Regions from separate parts of the Mus musculus genome. Here region 1 is linked to region 2. A link is a loop called in an ENCODE intact Hi-C map of the cell type or tissue named here. Cell type or tissue: heart. All regions are shown on one strand. Links, peaks and the distances in the headings refer to the core of each region. The heading gives the core; the rest is flanking DNA.

Evidence for each region. A loop is a pair of places that touch in the nucleus more often than their neighbours do. Peaks named below come from ENCODE experiments on the same cell type or tissue, not always from the same donor. Only the 100,000 strongest peaks of a DNase experiment are listed, where the experiment ranks them.
Region 1: a loop joins it to region 2, with 3 times the contacts of the local background. A loop is called at or near these places in 2 of 42 quality-filtered maps.

The regions. Positions count from the first base shown.
Region 1 is chr19:46,450,545-46,461,515 of GRCm38, forward strand. It overlaps Sufu (SUFU negative regulator of hedgehog signaling), which reads left to right. Exons shown (of 12, transcript NM_001025391.2): 5 at 35-120; 6 at 347-419; 7 at 2,618-2,771; 8 at 4,191-4,302. Among named protein-coding and RNA genes, the nearest start is that of Trim8, 46 kb to the right of the region's middle. In heart, for the core only: a CTCF peak has its summit at 2,143; DNase peaks (open chromatin) are centred at 2,077, 4,717, 7,537, 8,568 and 2 weaker places; H3K4me3 peaks cover 2,339 bases; H3K27ac peaks cover 7,588 bases.
Region 2 is chr19:46,518,505-46,529,475 of GRCm38, forward strand. No RefSeq gene overlaps it. Among named protein-coding and RNA genes, the nearest start is that of Trim8, 22 kb to the left of the region's middle. In heart, for the core only: a CTCF peak has its summit at 6,423; DNase peaks (open chromatin) are centred at 4,187, 5,517, 5,837, 6,267 and 1 weaker place; H3K4me3 peaks cover 2,576 bases; H3K27ac peaks cover 6,644 bases.

The DNA.
Region 1 (10,971 bases), core at 1,156-9,155, 68 kb before region 2:
TTAAACCACAGTGGCTTCTTATCCTGGGCCACAGATTGTTGGTGTCTGCACTGAGGAGTTACATTCAGCCCAACAGTGGAACGGGCAGGGCATCCTGGAACTACTACGGACAGTGCCCATGTGAGTACATGTCCCCATAAGGTGGAGGCCTGGACCCTGGGTCTTCAGGGTGGCTGTCCTCCCTCCATCCCACCTGTAGAGTTCTTGCTTTGCTGTTTGGGGCACTCAGTTCTCTGTGGTCCCCGACCACTAACATTTCCCTTTATGATCTGGGCCTGGGACAGCAAAGGCTATGTCTGCCGATCAATGCAGGCCCCCAGTTACCACCGTCTCTCCTTGTCCACAGTGCTGGCGGTCCCTGGCTGATAACTGACATGCGGCGGGGAGAAACCATATTTGAGATCGATCCGCACCTGCAAGTATGTCTTGAGTGAGGAAAACCTTGCTAGCACACTCTTCCAAATACCACTGGCTTTCATCCTGACAGAGCGGAGGAGCTCTGTGTGTGAGCCAGTAGGATAAGGCATGGTCTGTCGCCTGAATTCTACAGCTCACATAGGAAAACAGAGATTTCAGCCCAGAAAAGCAAGCCTGACACATATATGTGTGCATTTAAAAAGAATGGACTTTATTATATGTAAGTTACATATCAACTTAAAGTTAGATCACCACCAACAAAGAAAGGTAATCATAAGGAATATTGCTTCTTTCCCTACTCCTCCATTTTACCACATTTTCAGGGAGCTGCCCTCCCCTGTATCAGACAGCAGCACAGGCTATGCTGACCCCACAGCCCATTGCAGGATGCTGATTGGTCTAATGATCCTGTCATTCTTCCTAACTCACTCCCCAGCCCTGCCCAGGTAGGTTGGCACTCTCTGATGTGTGGAAGAGTCGTTAGACCCTGCCAGTCTGCAGCTGACACTACTGTGACTGCTTGGGACAGTGTCAGTGTCACTTTGTGGTTTAGAATAGATGGTTGCTTGGCACACAGCTGCATTCTGGAAGCCCCGGAGCATTGCTGCATTTCTTGCACACCATGCAGGGGTAGAAGCACCAGAGCCCAGCTCCTTCTGCTCACCTCGCAGCAGAGGCAGGCCATGGACATCTCTGAACTTGACATGTTTCTGTAAGGCTCCCATGGGCCTGTAAGGCAGGCCATGGCAGCGACTAGGCACTTCAAATTGTACAGTGGCGTGTAGTTTGCAGACCTATGGGGTCTTTGCTACCAACCTGTGAGTTCTGGGGCACACAGCCTCTTCCTTTACACATGAGGCTCCTCCACTTTCTGGGTACCTTTAACCCTGAAATGGTCTCGATGATGCCAGGGGTATCTCTGCTTCGAACCTGCTTTCTGTGTGGCTTCTGCTTATGTAAGAACCATGGAGGCTTCATCCCCTAAGCCTTGTTCTGCAGCCATGCTGGGACACAGCATGGGGCTCTGTAGGCTCTTGTTTATCTCCTATACTCAGAAAAAAACTTGGTCCCCTGAATTAGTAGAGCAAGCAGACCCTTCCCCTGAGGGTCTCAGGGCAGCTGCTGGCAAGAAAACTCAGGTTCTCCCCAAGCAGCTCCAGCCCCTCTCCTCTGCTCTGCCGGAAACAGCTAGAGCTGTGTCCTGCCTGCTGCCTGCCTGCCTCATCCAGGCAGCAAAAGCAGCAGAAGAGAGAAGAACGGGTGGCTTATGGATAGGAGACCATCTGTGACCAAGGCATAGAACAATGCCCTTGTCTAGGAGCCCTGGAGAGGGACAGACTGGCACAGGGACATGGGGGCTCTGAGGAGTTTTTCACAGGAGGCTTATTTGGCCTGTATGGCTGTTTATGGACAAGGTTGCTAGCGTCTTCCAGATGACCTTTGAGCCAAAGCCCAGCACCACAGAATTAAGTTTTACCAGAAAATCCAGCGATGTTTTGAGTACAACTCTTCCTTGAGGCCATTTGGAGAAAGTTTAGACTGAAGCGTGCCAATGTCTACACAAAGGCAAGGCCTCTGGGGAAGTGTGCACCCGTCACTGCCCTTCAGACCCCGATTGCAGCCTAGGAAATGGAAACGAACCCCATCCAGAGCCCTCTGCCAAAGTTAGCTGGCATAGAGGCACAGGGAGCACTTCTGCTCTGGGGCGATGGCCCCCTCTAGCTGTTATAATGAAGAACTGCAGGTATGGGTTCCCAAGTCAGGGCGGGCTTCTACCCTAACTCCTGTAGGGGGTGAGGTGGGGTATGTATGATCATTGTTGGAGGATCAGGAAGAGGGGAAGCCTTCCACCTTTCCTTAGAGAAATAGGTCTTGTCTCCTCCATCAGCTCTGAGGGCCACAGCTGTCGGGGCTGAAAGATGCACAAAGGCCTTTGTGCTGGATGTTGGTGGGAAGGAAGTGTCCAAGGCTCATTCCTGCTGCCTCCCCTAACCCTGTTCCCAGAGGAGTCCAGGGGCTGGCAGGGGCCGTTATGCTTGTAACAGAACAAGGTCAATGAGACCCTGATCTCATAGCAGCTGTCCATGCTCAGCACCTACAAGGGCTAATACTGGAAGTGGAGTGGCTGGGCCAGGGTCAGTAACCTTGGGGCACATGAGTTCACTGAAGGCACTCTGACTCTTTGGTTCTTTTCAAGCAGGAGAGAGTTGACAAAGGCATTGAGACAGACGGTTCTAACCTGAGCGGCGTCAGTGCCAAGTGTGCCTGGGATGACCTCAGCCGGCCTCCGGAGGATGAAGAGGATAGCCGGAGCATCTGCCTCGGCACACAGCCTCGGAGGCTGTCTGGCAAAGGTTGAGACCTTCCCTTGCCTTGCTCCCTTCCTTCCAGGTTCCCCAGGACAAGTCTCTAACTAAATAGCAGCCCACTCTGATTATTTTCTGACAAATGAATTTTTCCAATGTGGGTGAACTATATATGAGCATTATTGGCCTGTTTGTAGCTATTTCCTGTGTGCATTTCAAACACACTAGTATACTCTGTGTGTACACTCTGCCCCTTGGAATCTGACCTCATGTATGTGAGTATGAACCATGGAATAGTTAACAGAAAATGTACACAGTCCACCCAAAGACACTACAGCGTATGTTCACCACCACAGAACTGACACAGACCCCAGCTCTGGCCTGAAGGCCATGCCAAGCCTGAGAACCTCTCTCCTTGAACCTTCCTGGGCTTTTAATGAGAGGGAGCGAGTGTGAAGCCCGACACTGGCCTCCTCTGCAGTCCCAGAGTCTGTGGCAAGTTAGCTCCCTCTGCCTCTGCCTTCTGGGTAAGCTCTCGGAGGAGGAGGAGGATGTGGCGTCCTGTTGGATGCTCCCATGCTGCTCTTGGCTCCAGAAGGACTTGTGGGGTTTTTTTTGTTTTGTTTAGTTTTGTTTTGCTAAGGCTGTCCCTGGCTAATGCCAAAGGAAAAGTGGCCATTTATATACATGTATGTTTAAGGCTTTCTGTCTCCTTCCTTTCTCAGTTCTTCTTTTTCATTTATCAAAGAATAAAATGCCTTTGGCCTTGAATAAAATACCTGACTTGGTTTACTTTGGAGACAGGGTCTCATGTAGCCTAGGCTGACCTCTAACTTTCTGTGAAGCTAAGGATGACCTTGAATTCCTGAGCTGCCTCCTCCTCCTCCTCCGCAACTTCAACTTCTAGTGCAAACATCTGAGCCCTTTTCTTTTCCTGTGTCAGGGGCTCACGTCCAGTTGCTTCTGACAGAGGAATGCCGTAGAGAGGCTGGCAGTCATGTCTATAGCTGCAGTCATCGCTGCTCTTTTACTTCTTGTTTACCTCGCAGACAGGCTCTCTTGCTCTCTGCAGCGTAAGCTGGCTTCTCATTTCCTGCCTCACACGCTCATGTGCTGGGATTACACACATGTACCACCATGCCCAGCATTGTTTGTTTTTTAATTATTGTAAAATGATTCACTGTACAGTACCAAGTCACACCGCAAAGTTGCTGGTCGTGCCTTCTCCACTAGTACTGCCGGCCCATCCATCTCTCCTTTTCTCCTTTCTTCCTTTATTGTGTGTAGCCCACCCAAGCTGATCTCAAGCTTGTTGAACTCGTATTTCAGCCGCCACTGCTGAGTGAGTGCTGGGCCTGCTGACGTGTGACCATGCCCTGCCTCTCACCAGTGCTGCCACCACTGTTCTAGGCTCTCTCAGGCTGGGAGCCCAGAGGGCCTTCCGGCAACTTTGTGATTTCATTGCAGACACAGAGCAGATCCGGGAGACCCTGAGGCGGGGACTGGAGATTAACAGCAAACCTGTCCTTCCACCAATCAATTCTCAGCGACAGAACGGCCTCACCCACGACAGGGCTCCGTAAGTGTCTGTGTTCTGGGGCTAGGACAAAAGGACGGTGTTTTTCTCGAGGGGCCATCCCTGAGGATTGCATGAGGGGAAGAGTGTACATGGTTCTTGTTGAATGGACCCCGAGTCTGTAGGTTTAAAGGCAGCCCTGATCCAGGCAGGGCACACGGATCTGTGGACTGTAGCAAAGGACCTCAAAGGGGACTCTGCAGACCATGAGTACAAACAGCAGTAAATATTTACATGGGCTGTGTGAACAGAAGAGAGTCCAGGTTGGGACAGAAATCTGACTGAGGGCCTGTGAGCCTTGTGGGAGCCCATTGTGCTAAGCCAGTCCCCTCCTTATCTCACTCTGGGTCAGAGTTGCCCTTCCTTCCTTCCTGGAGCCTGGGCTCTGGCTGATAGCTACAACCCCAGGGACCTCCTTGTCTGGCTAGCCCTGAGTTGCATGCCTGCTGCTGAGGCCCTTCTTCCTGCCTGCCTTTCCTGGGGCCCAGAGAGGGGAAGGCAAGTCCTTTGCAGGCCTCTGCTGCCTGTCTAAGGGTCCTGTAGTCCTTAGGAGAAACCAGCCAACCCCGGAGGTCAGACCTGTCCTCCTCCCACCTCCTCCTTTGTTAGAAGGGAAGTGGTGGGCTGGGAACTCCCTTCTTGCACAGTATAATGGCCTAGGGTGCTGGCCACTCAGAGCTGGGACCTCGCCTGCCTGGGTGGAAATTGCTCGGGCTAGGGTGGAAAAGGAGTTGGACTAATCCTACAAGACTAGGGTGATCCACCTACCCTCTACGAAGTCTGTGTGGCAACCTCAAGCCCTGGGGCCATTTGGGATGCACAGGGCCTTCCTTTGGGGGAAACAATAAACCAGTCATGGTATGTGCAATCTGACTGCATATACAGTTTGTTGAAAAATGACCATGGGTTTGGAATCAGGCTGCGGTTGCTGATTCATGATCCTGGAAAGATCAGTGATGCAGCGCACGATGGCAAACACAGTATGTGGAATAGGCAGCATGTGTGGAGAGAGAGGACCCGGACTGTGTGGCGAGGCCTGCAGCTAGCGTGGGAAGCTGCTACAGGGACTTGGGAGCAGAGGCCTGGCTGGTCAGCATTGAGGATGCGCCCTGGGAGCTGCTTAGGGTACCCACAGGGTTACTCTGGGCTTGCTTCCGGCCACTGTTGTTTGCCTGGTGTACCTGCCATCCAGAGGCAGGAAAACCTGAGCTCTCTAACAGCGTGGGGAGGCCTCCAGTGCTACCCAGCGCCTTTAGCTGCAGCCAATGACTTTCTTAAGTTGCTTGGATTTTGCTCTGGCAGTAGCAGATAGCCAAGCTGTGTCATGGGGCATCTGGAAGCTTTCCACCTGCAGCCTGGACCCTGACCCAGAGCTGTGCTCCTCCCTAGGCCCCAAGTATGAATTCTTATACCGACTTCCTTGGCACTGGTGGTAGGCCAGTAATGGGCTTGTAGCCTCCAGTAGTTCTCATGGAATGTGGAGCCAGTCACCTTCCAAATGGCCCTCCCACCTCTCAAAGAAGGCCAGGGCTTCTGACAGAGAGCTTTCGGGGAGCCCCTTGTTGGCCTTCTTTGACCTGAGACATGCCTGATATCTCATTCTCTGTCTTGTTTATGTGTCTGACTATTGTGTCCCTAGACACTGCATGGGGCACAGGCTGGACTCTCAGTTCCTGTAGACACCACAACTGGGCAGTAAGGAAGTGGTGGGCTGGGCACTTGGCAGAAGACTGTCCCCTTTGTCCCCACTCTTTGCTCTGCATTGGCTGGTATAAAGACATGAGTGAGAATAGGTCTGGAGTCATCTGCTCTCCCTGCAGCTCAAGGTCCCCAAGGAGCTGAAATCTGACATCCGGAGGGGTGACAATGTCTCCCTCTGAGGTTCTTGGTCCTGTTTGCCAACTTAACAAGCAGCTGAGCAGTGGTTTCTCCTCCTCACTCCCCGGCTAGGACCACCCCAGCGTGCTCTCAGAGCTCCCAGAGTCTCGCTCTCTGTTGTCTCCAACTCAACAACGGTCAGCTCAGTTGAGATTAGCAAGCACCATTGTAATATCTGTGCTGCCCACCCTGGGACCTGACCTCGTTTCAGACACACCATAAAGATGGTGACAGAGAAAGCCAGTCCCAAATGTGCTGGCACCGCTGTTTGCCCTTCTCCCCCTGGGAAGCTGCCGTCACAGCATGGGCCCTATTTGGTCTGCCTGGCCAGTTTTCCTTTCGTCAGGACTTTGGGCTAGGCAGTCTGATGCATAGGTCTTTGTGGGTCTGGATCTGACCTAAGGTCTCAGAGATGGATTGGTTTAGAACAGCTGATCTGGCTGAGCATCAGCCGCTGGGTCCTGGCCTACTTGGGGAATTGGCTACTTGCTAATTTCATATATCCATAGCAGCCAAAAGTTTATACCAGTATTAATTTAATTCATCCTCGAAGCCACTGTAAGAAGTAGATGCTATTATGTATTTTCCTTTTTACAGAAGAAAAAGGTGAGGCCAGGGAGCTGATAAGTAGCTTAGGGCACACTCAACAAGTGTGGTCCTCCTTGCCCTGTGCTCAGGGACCGTGAGGTGAGGACCATGCGGGCTGTGCCTCTGAGATAATAATGATCTCACCAGAGGAACTCAGGTAACTAACTGGTTGTAGCATGAATAGGGACAAGCTCTCACATGGCACCGAGGACAAGCTAGGTCCATGTTAGCAGATTGCCAGGCTTATTTCACTGTAAGAAAGACCTCTCATTAGCCCCGATGATTCTAGAAATAATGAGCTGTGTCATAACTGGCTCATTTATAGAATTACTTTTAGACACAGGCCTCATTTTCTTCTTCAGAAACAAACCCTATCTCTGGCTCATCTCCCACCTCAGGACCAGGGGATTTCTTTCTTTCCGGAGCCCTATTTCCTGCTTCCCAGAAAGGCAGCCCCTCTGGTAACCTGTTCTGCTCGATCCACTGTTGCCAGCCTTCTTCCCACTGCCTTCCTGGAAGGCAAGTCCTGGGCCCTCTTTGGGGCGTCTTCAGCATTTCACAACCCTTGCATTCCAGCCATGAAATTTGTATCTGCCTTTTCCCAAGATGATCAGTTGAGAAAAGCCTCCTTCGGCTTGCTGGCGCCTCCCTTCCCACTGCCTGCTCGGGTGAGTTTGGGAAGCAGCCCTTTGTGCCACATGAGGACAGCCTGGTCCAGAGCTGTTCCTGCCAACACTTGTTGGGATCCAGGGTGGGAGTCATGGGACATCCTGTCTGTCTGAGGTCCCTGGTCAGCCAGAGGCTGATATTAGCTTTCCTGCCTCTCCATGGGCATGGTGACAGGCGAGCCTGTGTGGTCAGGTGTGTGCAGGGGAAGGTCTGTTTCTGTAAGCTGCTCCTCTAGCATCCTGTCCCTGTCCTCACTTAGCCAGTGACTCACTGAAGAGGAGAGTTCCATAAGCAACTCTGGGTCTTACATCTTCCCAAAGAGGGGCAGGCATCATGTGTGTGTACATGTGCGTTAGAGAGAAGGCTCTTGAGGAGTCAGAAGGCCTTTCAAAAGCAAGCAAGCTTAGTATCACTGCTTAGCCAGGCCTCTTATTTGTCTAAAATAGCACCCGAAGTGTGTCAGGATGCTCCCCCCACCCCTTAATTTCCTGAAGAATGAATTCTCCTGTTGTGATATTACCTCTGTAAGATTTCCACATAACACACACACACACTCACTCGTCCCTCCCTCCCTTCCTTCTTTCTATTTATTATTTATTTATTTATTCTTACTTATTTATTTCTGTTTAAGATGGAAGTCTTACTCTGTAGCCCAGACTGGTCGGGAACTTACAGGTAGCCAATAGCACAGGCTGGCCTAAACTCAGGGCCGTGCTCCTTCCTTGGCCTTCCGAATAGTGGGGTTGCAGGTAAGAGCCACACACACAGACCTGCTCCTCTCTTTACCTCTGTGCAGGCCTCTGCCCCCGTCTTTGGATGGGGTGACTTTGCTGCCCCTCACTCCCATCTCATCCTGGCCGGCCGGCCGGGGAGTTGTTCTTTAGCTGTTTGTTTTGTTCAGCCTATGGTGTCCATGAAGTGTAATTAGAAGAAGCTCTCTGGTTTCATCCACTCTGCCAGTGGGTTTGGGTGAAGGAGGTGAGTTTCCCCCTAGGAAGGCAGCTGGTTGCTGTGGTGCCACTTTGTACGTAGGACAGATTAGGATGTGACCCCGCTGTCGGTCGGGGTTATGTGTTAGGGCAGCAGACAGCCTGGAGCCTCTCTGTCACGGTGGCTTCACTCGCAGTTCTGATACTGGCACAGTACAGTCGCTTGCTCTGGAAAGCCCAGAGAGAACCCTGCTTCAGGGCTACAGTGGAGAGGCCAGGGCCTCGTCTCCACTGCTCCTGGAACACGGGCTTTGTTTTGGCTCCTTCACTGTGAACCTAGCTGTCGTGCTAAAGGTCTGTATGGCCGTGCTCAGAGCCACGTCTGAAAGGACAAAGCTGACGTGGCTCAACATATGTTTTGACTCTGGTCTTTGCGCCACTTCTGCAAAGAGACCAAGCAGTGGCCATCGTTCAAGGTTCCTGGCTGGCGCTTTGAGTCTAGGTGCAAACACTGCATCCCCTTCACCACGTTGCACAATCGGGAATATTTTTATCATCTATCCTTGATCTTCGGTGTCACCCAACACTTCAGCAGTGAGTCATTTCTGCAGGGAAGGGAAAGGGAAGGTTCAAAGGTGACAGCTGAAGAAAGGAAATGACTCAGTGTCTCAGAGAAAGGAAAGCTTGGGGCAGAGTGGGCTCTCACCCGAGACTACAGGGGTCCTGGCCTTACCCCCAAGCCAGAGGAGCCAGGTGAGATGGAGTGGCCAGAGGATCTTCCGAAGCTCAGCACCTCTGTTACGATCTTGTTCCGCCTGCCTTTGTCCTTTCAGCTTCGTGTGGTGTGTGTGTATGTGTGTGTGTGTGTGTGTGTGTGTGTGTGTGTGTGTACGTGTGGGTGCACGTGTGTGCATGTGTGATGTTTGTGTGAAGCAACATTGCCCCTCATCAGTACTGTCAGTGAGACACGGCCCTGTGCTTCCCTCTCCCTCACACCCTTTCCCAGGCCTGACCTGAGGAGAGGCCTACAAGTGGCTCTTTCTCTGGAAAGTTCAGAGCTTCTGTCAGCAATCAGAAAGCAATGGGAATAATCTCCCAGGCAAAAAGCCAAAGCCAGAGGTGGCACTGGGGCTTTGCCAGGCCACTGTACTTCACTTCTGATTTGTCACCAAGCCCAGTGTCCTGCTTCCAGGTGTCCCCAAGGAGAAGGTCTCAAGTCATGTGGCCAGTGTAGACGTCATGAGTATCACAGGATGAGGACTGTGGCTAGCAGGAATTTCAGCTGCTTGGTTCTTCCTCCCACCCCTGTTGCCATGGATAGAGGCAGAGAGCGCTGCTTCAGTGAGTGTGGAGAAGTAAGACCTTTCCAGAGGGGAGAGAACTATAGATTAGGTTCTGCCAGTCTGCTGTGAAGGCAGGGTGACTGGAGCATGTGCCATACACCACCTAGGACTGCAAATCAGGAGGCTTGTCTTTCCACTGGAAGGTGTGCTAGGCTATGTGGAAAGTCACCTTATACAGTGAGAAGGGTAAATATAGATCGTGTTATACAGACGGTGGTAACAACAAAGAGGAGGATTAGGTCCACTTCTGAATTGTCATGGTAGTCACTCCTTGATCTTTTGGCAAAGATCAAGTATAACCATTCTACATACCTGCCCTCTGTGCTCTGAACACAGGCAGGACCCTAGGCTGGAGAGTTCTTGAGGCTGAGTAGGTATTATATATCACCTATGGGGCAGGGGATTGCTGTTTCCCCCCACTTCACGCAGTAGAGTGCCGTTGCCCCGATTCTATTAGTATAGAGTCAAGCCAGGGCATGGTAGTACAAGCCTCTAATCCCAGAACGTGAGAGCAGAGGCAGGCAGAGTGCTGCAAGTTTAAGAAAGCCTGGTCTACATAGGGAGTTTCAGGCCAACCAGGGCTACATAGACACTGTCAAACTCCATGAAATCGGCCCCTGCAGAATCAAGGCACTAGGAATAAGCACCAGTCAGTGTTTGAACCGTGGTCCTTTGCCTGAAGAGCCACATCTCTTTTCCACTGTGTACACTTGCAAATGGAGACAGAGCAGAACATGGTGACACATAGTTGGAGTCTCAGCAGGTGCGTATTGAGGCAGAACAGTCTAAAGTTCTAGACTGGATGGATAGACAGACAGACTCCCTGTTTGTTAAAATAAATAAGCAGGATGTAGTGGCACATGCTTTTAATCCCATCACTCAGGAGGCATCGGCAGAGAGATCTCTGAGTTCAGTGCTAGCCTGGTATATATGATAAGTGTGTACACACAGGTCATGGGGCTACGTAGAGAAGCCCTGTCTCAAAGAAACAATAAAGAGCCGGGAGGAGGTAGCACACTACTTTGATTCCAGCACTCAGGAGGCAGAGACAGGCAGATCTTTGATTTCTAGGTAGCCTACAGAGCAAGTTCTAAGACAGCCAAGCCTTGTCTCGAAAAAACAAAGACCTGATGATGATGATGGTGATGATGGTGGTGATGGTGATGATGGTGGTGGTGGTGGTGGTGGTGATGGTGATGATGGTGGTGGTGATGGTGGTGATGGTGATGATGGTGATCAGTAGGCAGAGGCATTTGCTCCTGAGC
Region 2 (10,971 bases), core at 1,667-9,666:
GGCGACAGACTTTTCCCCACCACCCCACAGACAGGGCCGGCAGCTCCTGTGGCCCAGATGCGCACAGAGCCCGCGAGGAGGCCACCCGGCGGGGTGGTGGGAGGGGGGCGGTTTCCTCCACTACCCTGGCCTGTCGAGCTCTTTTATGTCACAGCCCTCCCCCGACCCAGGCAAAGCCAGCAGCTGGGCAGGCTCCCGCCCCCTCTCGCAGCCTCTCCCAGCTGTCTTTGGGGTGGGGCTGGGCAGCTGGAGAACAGCTGCAGGGCAGGGGGGGGGGGTCGGCCCTGCAACTGCCGGAAGCATCTCTACGCCTAAGAAGAAGATGGACTGAGGGCAAGAAGGGCTGGAGACAGTTGGCTCTTCCACCCCTTGTCCCAGGGTATTTGACTCCCCCAGACCCCAGATTTTTTTAATACAAAACACAAAACCTCTCCTCACTCTGAATGATACCTAGGGGCCCAGGACACCATGGGAAGGGCCATTTGAGCAACGTCAGCATTTTCCCTACACAGAGACCCCTGACCTTTCAGCTTCAGTTCTGAAGTCCTCCCAAGCCCTGTTCACACCCTCCCACTCAGAGCCTAGTCATCAAACCGGATCTCAGTCACCTTCATCTTCTCCCTATGTGGGAACCATTGGTTAGCAACTTCAGGAGGGTACCTAGCACGTGGGAGATTCCCTACCAGACCTCTGCATCCAGTAAATTCTGGGGGGGGGGGGGGAGGGTTAGCAGGAAAAGAACTGTTGAGACTCTCTCGCCTTTATCAGTAAAGGTTACCAGGAATGCAAAGTGCAAGGAGGTAGACTCCATATACCCAGGGGCTCTTGGTTACAGTCCTGGGATGGTGCTCCTGCCTTCATAGCTGGTCTGGTGGAACTTGCAGCACATGAGGATCAAGCAGGGTCAGCCAAACAGGACAAAACAATAAAGAAGGAGGGGGCTGGGTGCTGGCTCAGGCCTTTAGCCCCAGCAGGGGAGGCAGAGGCAAGCATATCTGTGAGTTCAGTTCGAGGCCAGCCCCTGATCTGCAAAGTGAGTTCCAGGATAACCAGAGCTGAAGAGAAAAACCCTGCCTCAGACAGACAGACAGACAGACAGACAGACAGACAGACAGGAGGGCCACCAGGCTAAGGAGGAGAGACCCTAAAATCCTGACACTGACTTTGGAATAGTCTTTCCCTTTTCTTTCCTTTTTTTATGCCATTTCACTCTTATTTTATTTTATTTTATTTTATTTTATTTTTGAGGCAGGGTTTCTCTGTGTAAATCTGGCTGCCCAGGAACTCTCTCTGTAGGTCAGGCTAGGCTCAAATTCAGGGCTCCTCCTGCTGGAGTGGCCCACCATACCCAGCTTTTGTTTTGTTTGAAACAAAGTCTCTGAGGCTCTGGCCTGGAATTCACTATGTGGATCAGATTGGTGAAGGTTTTCCAACCTCTGCTAACAGGTTCTGGTGCTAGGGTTGCTGGTGGATGTCATTATGCCCAACTCTTTCTCTTTTGAGAGACAGGGTCTCACTATGTACAATCCAGGCTGTCCATAAACTCACAGTATCTCTTGCCACAGCTTGCCAGATACTGACAGGACAGGTATCCATGACCTCACAGGGCTGGAGCCAGCTCCTTAAAGTTAAGAGGGTAAGCTGCCCCCTGTGCCTTCTACTCTGAACAGAAATGTCAAGGTAAAGGCCTTGAATCCAGGCTCTTTAAAGAGCCGTCGTTCTAGAATTTTTTTGGAGGCAAGGGGCAATGGGGAACACACCAGGAAGTACTGTAGAGTAGAGGCAGTTGAGGTTGAAAGGTGAGAAGGGAGGAGAGCAAGCCAGAGAGGCCTGGCCTGAGAGAGAGCAGACAGCACTCACATCTTCCTTATGTTTTTCTCTCTCTTTTCCACCTGCTCCCCAAAGCCTTCTCCTTCAGGGCAGGATGAATTCCACCACACGGAATCCTAAACACTGTAAGATCACAGCAAGATGGGTTCCAGTAGTCTTGAGGAACTCACCCTGGCAGATGGCTGGCAACCGTCTTCCATGTGGAAGACATCTATCTCTCCCACAGTGAAAATACACATCTGGTGACTGGACCCACCCAAGAAGGCCCAGGGCTGCTTCTGGCCATACAGTGGACTGTGGACTTACCTCAGAGTTCTGCACTGAGGGCCTTTGCCTATCCCCTCCACAGGAGACCAGTTTTCTTTAATTGCTGTGTGCTTAATTTCTCTCAACTGCAGCAAACTCGGCTATTTATGACTTCTCGAGTTAGATCTTCAGTAATTGGGTCTTCCTTGAAAAGGAACCCATCTGCTCTGTGCCCCGAGTTACTTTTCATTATTTACATTGAGGTAACACAGGGGTGGTATGTGGGATGATGTGTCGTTTATAGAATGGAGGTGAGGGGTGACAGGCACCATCTCACATCACATGTCAGAACTAGAATAAGGGGACAGTTTGTGAAGGGCCTTGTGTTAAGAGTGATGTGGAAACCGGGCGGTGGTGGCGCATGCCTTTAATCCCAGCACTCAGGAGGCAGAGGCAGGCAGATTTCTGAGTTCAAGGCCAGCCTGGTCTACAGAGTGAGTTCCAGGACAGCCAGGGCTACACAGAGAAACCCTGTCTCAAAAAACCAAAAAAAAAAAAAAAAAAAAGTCATGTGGATTTCTGGTCTACCTAGGGGAACAAAATGGCGGGGAGTCATGTGACATATGGATGTCCTGTTTGTCAGTTGGATGTTGGTATCAAACACTGTCCATATGCGTCCCTGCTGCAGGGCATCATACAGGAGGAGGCATGGATGCAAATGGACAGCTTGTAGCCTAATAGGGATCTACCAGTGAACCCTCCCTGCCAGCTGTGGCACTCCAGGTTTTACCCACTAAACCATATACTTAGGATCAGTCTACCAACAGTCCACATGGTCCCAGGTCCCAGTGGCTTTGGGCTTCAGACCCTTCCTTCTTTGTAGGTCAAAGGTTCATTTCCTGTGCATGCTGTTGCCTTCCTTCACAGTCTAACTGTGATTCACAGGGCTAGAGAACTGGCCCCAGGATTCAGAGCATATCGTCTCTGTGACTCTAGCTCCAGGCCAGAGACTCTGCTCATACTTATACACAAGTTAAAGAAGAAAAAGACAAAGAAAAAGCCGGTGGTAGTGGTGCACACCTTTAGTCCCAGTACTCAGGAGGCAGGAGGATCTCTGTGAGTTTGAGGCCAGTCTGGGCTACAGAGTATGTTCCAGGATAGCCAGAACTACACAGAAACCCTATCTTGAAAAAAAAAAAAAATCTAATTGTGGCTTAAATGTCAGGGTACAAACTTTAGGGCTTACATTTCCAGCTAGGATATGACTCCCTGTGAAAACATGCAATATTAGTCATCTTTGATGGTTCAGAGTCTAGCACTGTGCCATTCATTCATTCATTCATTCAGGCAGCAAATATCCACTGAGATCCTTTTGGTCTTGGGCATCACTCCAGTGTTAGAATGCCACTGAACATGACCTCTGCCCATCTTAGAGCTGATAATCTAATGAGGAAGAGGCAGATGACAACAGTAAATAAGTAATCATGGGTTAGCAGCAAATACCACCAAGGAAAATGAAAGTGAGTTAGGGGGTGGGGCTATGAGAAGGAGGGGGGTGGTCTGTAGGTTCTTATACAGGGAGCTAGGTAGGTAGGCTCTACTGAGCAGAAAACTTCAAAAATACTGGGGTGATAGTAGCACACACTTTCAATGCCAGCACTTGGGAGGAAGAGGCAGGCAGACCTCTGATTTTGAGGCCAGCCTGGTCTACAGAGCAAGTTCTAGGATAGGACAGTCAGGGCTAAGCAGAGAAAACACTGTCAAAAAGAAAGAAAGAGAGAGAGAGAGAGAGAGAGAGAGAGAGAGAGAGAGAGAGAGAGAGAGGAAGAGAGAAAGAAAGAAGGAAGGAAAGAGAAAAAGAATGAAAGGAAGGAAGAAAGAAAACTTCAAGAATGTATGCATGTGAGGGTCAAATCCGGAGCTATTTGAAGCAATAGCAAGCAGGGCGGGCGGGAGAAATGAGCTCGCAGCTTTCCGGCAGAAGTTCATTTCAGGAAGAGTCAGGGGGTGAATGTGGTTGGAAAGAGTGAGGGAGGAACAGGGTAGTGAACGATGAGGTCATCCAGACAGTGAGGGAACTTGAGGCCACTGTAAGAGTTTTGCTTCTGCTCCGGAGATACTTGCTCAATGAATAAGGGCAGGAGAACCAAGTTCCTAACCTAAGCAGTGGTAGCCCTCAGCTTCTACGCAGGCGGCGCTTAATCATGTCCCAAAGGAGAGATAAAACAGAGAGGCACAAAGGAGAGAGACGTTCACTCTTGGAGCAGGTGTGGGAGTTCTAGCGGAGGGCAAGGAGGAGAGCTCATTTAGAATGTAGGGTCCGGGCTGGTGAGATGGCTCAGTGGGTAAGAGCACCCGACTGCTCTTCTGAAGGTCAGGAGTTCAAATCCCAGCAACCACATGGTGGCTCACAACCATCCGTAAGGAGATCTGACTCTTCTGGAGTGTCTGAAGACAGCTACAGTGTAGTTACATATAATAAATAGAATGTAGGGTCCATGTGGTGATCCAGTGGCTATATAGAGACTCTGTTTGAAAAGAGAAGGAGGAAGAGGAAGAGGAAGGGAAAAGGAAGAGGAAGAGAAAAGGAAGAAGGGGGGTGAAGGAAGAGGAGGAGGAGGGGGAGGAGGAGGATTTGTTTTGAGCTTGAGAGCCCTAGAAACCTGGAAAGCAGGTTTCAGGCAGGGGACTGCCTTTTTGCACAATAGCTCTGACCTCCACAGGGAGGAGGGGCCAGAAGCAGGAGAGAATGTGGGGAGAGATAAGGAATACAAGCCACTGTGGATATGGGGGCTTAGAAAGGACCAGGGTCAAGGGTGGGAGCCTAGTTCAGGCTTCTCTTCCTGGTTTGTCAACCCTGTGCCCAGAGTCAGCAGAAAAATCTCAGCTCTAGGGAGGAGGCAGCACAGAACCCCAGGCTGCTGAGGGAGCAGGGCAGGCAGCAAGATGCCATTGTGTGCCTGCAATCAAGAGGCTTCAGAGGAAATCAAAAGCGCCAACTGGATGTGTGCGCACTGTCTTACACTCGCTCTCAAATACACTCACACATTTGAGTGCGTACAAACGCGCGCGCACACACACACACACACACACACACACACGCACTTCTGCCTCTAAATGGGTCAAGTGGAGGCTGTGGTGTGGGTTAGCCAGGGAAGGCTAGGACGTGGGGTGGGGGTGGGAAGAGCAGCCTGGGCCCTGGTACCCGCTCACTCTCCTGGCACAGGAGATGGCGGCAGCTGCAGAGTGGAGTGGGATGTGAGGATAAATATACACCTCCCATGCATATGGATAATGCCCACAGCTGCCCTGCCTGCGCAGTGTTCATTAGGACCAACTGTTTCAGGAGCAGTTCAGGCAGGCGGGAGGGTGCATGCCCATTCACGGGCTCAGGGCAGGGGGGCTGCCTGCAGCTGTGCAGGCCCCGCCTCCTGCCTGGATCAGCATATCCCAGCCGCGGAATGAATCCTGCTCCCTCCCACTCTCTCTCTGCCCAACTCACTGCCCTGCTAGTTCTTGCAGGTCTTAGGGTGGAGAGAGGCCGAGAGCGAGTCAGGATGAAATCTATCTCGGGGGCTCGGTGTATTGAGGGGAAGAGTCGGGCTGGATTAAGTCAGTCTTCTGGCTTCAGGATGGGCTACTGGTGGCAACCAAAGATGATCCCCTCTTTTCCAAAAAGCCATCTGTGGCAGGGAAACTGCTTTAGCTCTGTCATCTGGGAGCTTAAGGGAAGTCCCAGCCCATCGGACTGGAAAGCCCCAGATCAGCCACGTTCTGTGTATGGGGGCTGATGTGGGGACTGTTGTTCTTCCCTGATTCTGACCTTTTGGTGCAAGTAAGACAGGGAGGGAGGCTGGTGGGCTCTGAAGAGTGTACGGAGATGGGATGGGGAAAGCAGGCGGGGAGGAGCTAGTGACACAGATAAGCCATTCCTAAGGATGAATGTGAAGTTTGTGCCCTACACATGGATACCTGACTGAAAGAAAAGGCCAGGATATGCTAGCCAGTGTGTGAAGTCTGTCCAATGTGGGTCCGAAGGAGGAAAATGGAGACAGATGACAGGCCTCTTTGGGCTCTAGTTTTCAAGACTGCTCAGCAGGCAGAAGCTGTGGGTGTGTGGAGGGGGCGTGTCTGTCCTGCAAGCCGCTCTTTTTCCTCCCCTCCCTTCGGGAAGTCAGAGTGGACGGTCAGGACTGCTGCTCCAATGACCTAGATCAAACTTGGCCAATCTCTGGTTCAGACTGGAAGCAACAGACTTAGCCCAGAACCCGCTCCCAGCTGAGCCCAGCTGCTTTCTTTTGTTTTTAAGGGTGGGGCTGGTTCCTGTTTGGCGCCCTGTGCTGGTGGCCTTGGGAGCAGCAGCTAGGGGAAGGTCCAAAGGCCGAGTGAGGTCATCCCTGGCCCACCTTACTGTGCCTTGGAGGCCTGTCCTCCAGGTGCTCCTAGCCACTGATGGTCCTGATGGAGAGCCAGGGCTTCCAAACGAGGAGCCAGCAGGAGCCCAAGCTGCATGCGGGCTCCGGCTCCTGGGTGCTCCACACTCACTCCTTGTTGGGAGCACGTTTCCTGGGTGCTCCACGCTCCTTGTTGGAAGCACGTGGCTGTGGTGACTACTTAGCAGAATCCACTCAGCCAATCACTAGAAGAGGCAACAGTTTGTTTGGTCCCCAGCCCCCCAGCTTCAGGTACCCCAGCCAAGACTTCTGCCCACTCCTGCACCCCATTTGCTCTCTAAAATTCTGTCATTAATATTTAATTTCTTTAGCAAGGGCTTTTTGTCCCTGGAACACCGCACTTCACACTAAGGAAGGAAATTGCTCTGTAGTTCTTTGTGAAGGGGATTCCTGTGTTCTTTCTTTCAAAACAACTTTTTTTATTTTTTAATTTTTTAAAAGATTGCTGTTGTTTTATTTTTCACATATTGGTGTTTTGCCTGTATCTATGTCGGTGCACTGTGTGCACCTGGGTGCTTTGCAAGAACAGCCAGTGCTCTTACACACCAAGCCAGCCCTCCAGCCTTCTTTCTGGGCTTCTAAGATCACAGCTTTGGAAGTCAAAAAGGAACTGGGTTAGTGCCAGCGTAGAGGCAGGAGGATCTCTGTAAGTCTGAGGCCACTCTGGTCTACATAGTGGGTTTGGGCCAGCCAGAATAACATAATGTGAGCCTGTCTTTTATCGATATTACGATGATGATGGTGGTGGTGATATTTTTTGTGTGTGTAGCTGTGTAAGTGTTTCAGAACTCTCTTTGTAGACTAGGCTAGCCTTGAAATTGGAGATCTGCCAGCCTCTCTCTGCCTCTGGAATGCTGGGATTAAAGGTATGCACCACCATGCCCAGTGAGCCGGCCTTGACTCCTCTGTCTCCTTCTTGTGAGATCTTGGACAAGTAACTCAGTATCTCCAGTTAATAGTGTCCTTGCCAAGGTTAAGTAAGATTAATAAATAAGTTGTTTCTGGGGCAAAAGGATACTGACTTAACTGTTTTTTTCTCAGCTGCCCCTGATGTGTGGAGGTCTGGTTGCTGGTTACAGACTGTATTTCCACAGGTCCATGCCTGTGACTGGTTCTCAGAGTGTGCACGCACGCACGCAGGCACGCACACACACACACACACACACACACACACACCTCTATCCACCAAGCGCTGGACCAGCAGATGCTCTGCAGGGAACAGAAGCCCTTTCCCTCCTCCCTGCCCTGCTGGTGGTGGCTGCAGCATCTCTGCATTCTGCAGTGTTGGAAAAAGAAATTACAGAACAGATTGCAATTGGGGGGGGGGTGAGGGGGGCACAGAGGGCCCTAAAAATGCAGCTTGACTGAGCACTAAACTGTGTTTTTGCCTGGAGCCAATCAGGAGTCTCTGATGAGAGCCTGTTCCCACTTACAAATCTAATTGCAGGAGGTGTGGTTGGGGTGGCCCTGGGATCCTCAGAGAGAGAGGGGGGTCTGCCAGCCCCTCCGGGAAGGCTGGCGGCAGGCAGGCAGACTGCTTGTATGTTGCTTTGAGAGTCACAGAGCCACACAGGGTTAGGAATGGAGGTGGAGGCAGACGCCTTGGGAGTCTGGGAAAGTGCCAGATTATTTTTGTTATAGCTGCAGAGATTTCACATACATTACACACCGAGCATAACTACTCTCGAATCCTCCTAGTTCTCTATTTTACACACAAGAGACTGAGGCATGAAGAAGTGTCTACTACTCGCTGAGTTGGTTCTTTCCATCTAACTTTGTGTGGGCTCTGGGGACTGAACTCAGGTTTCCAGGCATGGACTCTGAGCTCCTCTCCCTGTTGTCTACATAACCCAGGCTGCTCCTGAGCCCACCCACAAGAGAGAGATCTTCCTACTTCTGCCTCTCAGATATTGGGATTGAAGTCGTGTGCTACCATAGCTGGACATTTTGTGTTGGTTTTGAAATAATTTACTATGTTACCTAGGCTAGTCTTGAGCCTGTTAGTCCCTGGGCGCTGGGATTACGGGCACATGGCCCCTGAGTGCTGGGATTACTGGCCTGTGCCACTCTGCCTGGCTGAGGATGCAAGCCCACTGCTCTTCACAAGTCCTCTTTTAGTCCTTGGTAGGAACATCAGGTTTATCAAAAGAAAAAACCAAAACAGAATGGAAGTTCAATTTTAATTTCAGATAAATAATGTTTTCCTGAGTATTATAACAAAGTCCCAAATATTGTATGGAGTACAGCTGAAGTAAAAACTAGTCTTTATTTGAAATTCAAGATGAACTGAATGTCCGGTGACACATCGGACACCTTGTGCCTTTTCTCTCCTCTCGCCTCGCCTCTGGCTTCCCTCTCCTGCCGGTTGCTCACCCTCTGTTGTGGGTAAGGAGGGACCCTAGGAGTAGATGAAGGGGTGAGCAAGACCATAGCCCTCTAAGCCTGTCACCTTTCATGAGTGTCCCCATTAGACTTCTGAGTTTTTGAGATGGGGTTTCAAGTAGCCCAGGCTGCCCTTCCAAAGGCTAGCATTTTCTCTGGGCAGCTTCCAGCAAGAGGACTCAGTAGTAGGCAGTAGGTGACTGCAAGTGTCCCTGGCAGCCCTAATGTTCTTGACGGCTCCCTCCTTTTTGCCATCCATGGGGCTGAACCTATGCAAAGGAAGGAAAGAGATGTGCAACTGTGCTTTTGTGATGAGAGGACCTGAGGCCCTGGGGACTGGGAGTCCGGGAAGAGCAGGCAGTGCTAGCCTAGGGGACAACTGGTGCAGAGGGCTGTGGGAGGCAGCTGCTGAACAGGCAGGAGGTGAGGGCTGGGACTGAAGTGGGCTGTGGTACTGTTTCTTTGTTTTTTGTTTTTTTTTTTTTTTTTTTTTTTTCCTTTAGAGACAGCAGGGGACCTAGGTTTCTGGCTCCACCAATCCTTACAGGAGCTGTGATGCTGGCAAATTCCTTAGCTGAGGCAAAGGCCTCTCTGTTTCTTCCACTGCAAAGTGGGCTTAGTGCTGCCTAGTTACGCAGGAGGTGCATGGGGCTAGGGGTAAGGTGAGGCGGGTGGCTGCTGCTGCTGCAGCAATGGCGGTGGTGGTGGTTTTCATATCACCTGGTGGTGGTGTTTTTTTTCTGAAAACAGCCCTCCCTTGAGGAAACCTAACCTCCAAAAGGGCAAAGCTGCTTAGGCCCTCTTGGAGTTCCAGCAGAGATCACAATCCACTCCAAGACCGCCTTCGTTGCAGCTACATTTTATTTGTTGCGTTTTTTTGACAGACGTCTAAATTATACATTGAGCTTTCCACGTGACCAAACACCGCGTCCCTTCCTTTGATTATCATTTTCAAAAGGGACTAAAAAAAAAAAAAAAAAAGAACCTTCCGATGGATCACACCGAACCCCGAAACCACATGGAGAGCAGAGCTAAAAATAAAGGAAGAAGCATCCCGAAAAGGAGAGGGAGGGGGGAATCAAAGCGCACTGTGGAAGGGAATGGAGACACTGGGCCTGGTGAGGGTGACATGGTGTCACTCTCTCCAGGCCCAGGCCGGATAAGGAGCGGCCAACAGTGAGGGTGGGGCACGGACTGGCATAAAAATAGCCACCACTTTAGTCCGGAGGGGAATAAAGAAATCGTCAGAGACAGGGGACAGAGGGAGGGAGGGAAGTGTGGGGGAGGGCTTCGGTAAGACTGTCCTTCTGCAGCATCTCAGGCTGTGGACTTTTCTACCGGGCAGAGCGAACCACCGGCATAATCGCTGACTTTCAGCTGTGCACCGACATGTTCCCCAGCTCAGCCCCACATCAATGACACCCTTGTTTCCATAGTAACCAAGGGAGAGCGAAGGGGAAAGGGTGTATTGCACTGGGCGAAGGGAATCCAGCCAAAAGGAGCCACACAGGGAGGGTGAGAGCAGGGCTCGGTTTTTCCCACAACTGCTTGGAGTATACACTGTGGACTTTGCCTGCCCTCTGGCCTCGGCCCTCGCCCCCTGAACATTCAGAAGCAATGGTGCGCAGAGCAAAAGTCTTACCAGGGCTCACTGGGATGGGGGGGGAGGCACAGGGGCGGAGCATGCCCTTTCTAGCTTCAGACTCTGTTCTCTGGCCATGGCCACAGGGGGCAGGGGTGGCACGGCAGAAGGAAACGGGACTTTACAAGCATTCTGGTTTTACAAATGGGAGCTTTCAAACTGCAGTTTTCAGGCTCCATTCATTTATCCCCGGAGCCCCCGGAGGGTTCAACAGGGCTCACAGGGAAGATAAAAGCCTGTGACAACCACAGTTGTCTCTGGTGTCTCTAGCTGGGAAGCAAATGCGGACATTTACAGAGACAGCGATCAGAGCAGGGCAAGTCGCTCTGCCTATGAGCTGGAGCCGGGGGGTGGGGGTATGGGTGGGGGTCGGGGCTGTTTAGAACAGTTCCTTTAGTTGGTGGTAAGAGACCAAAA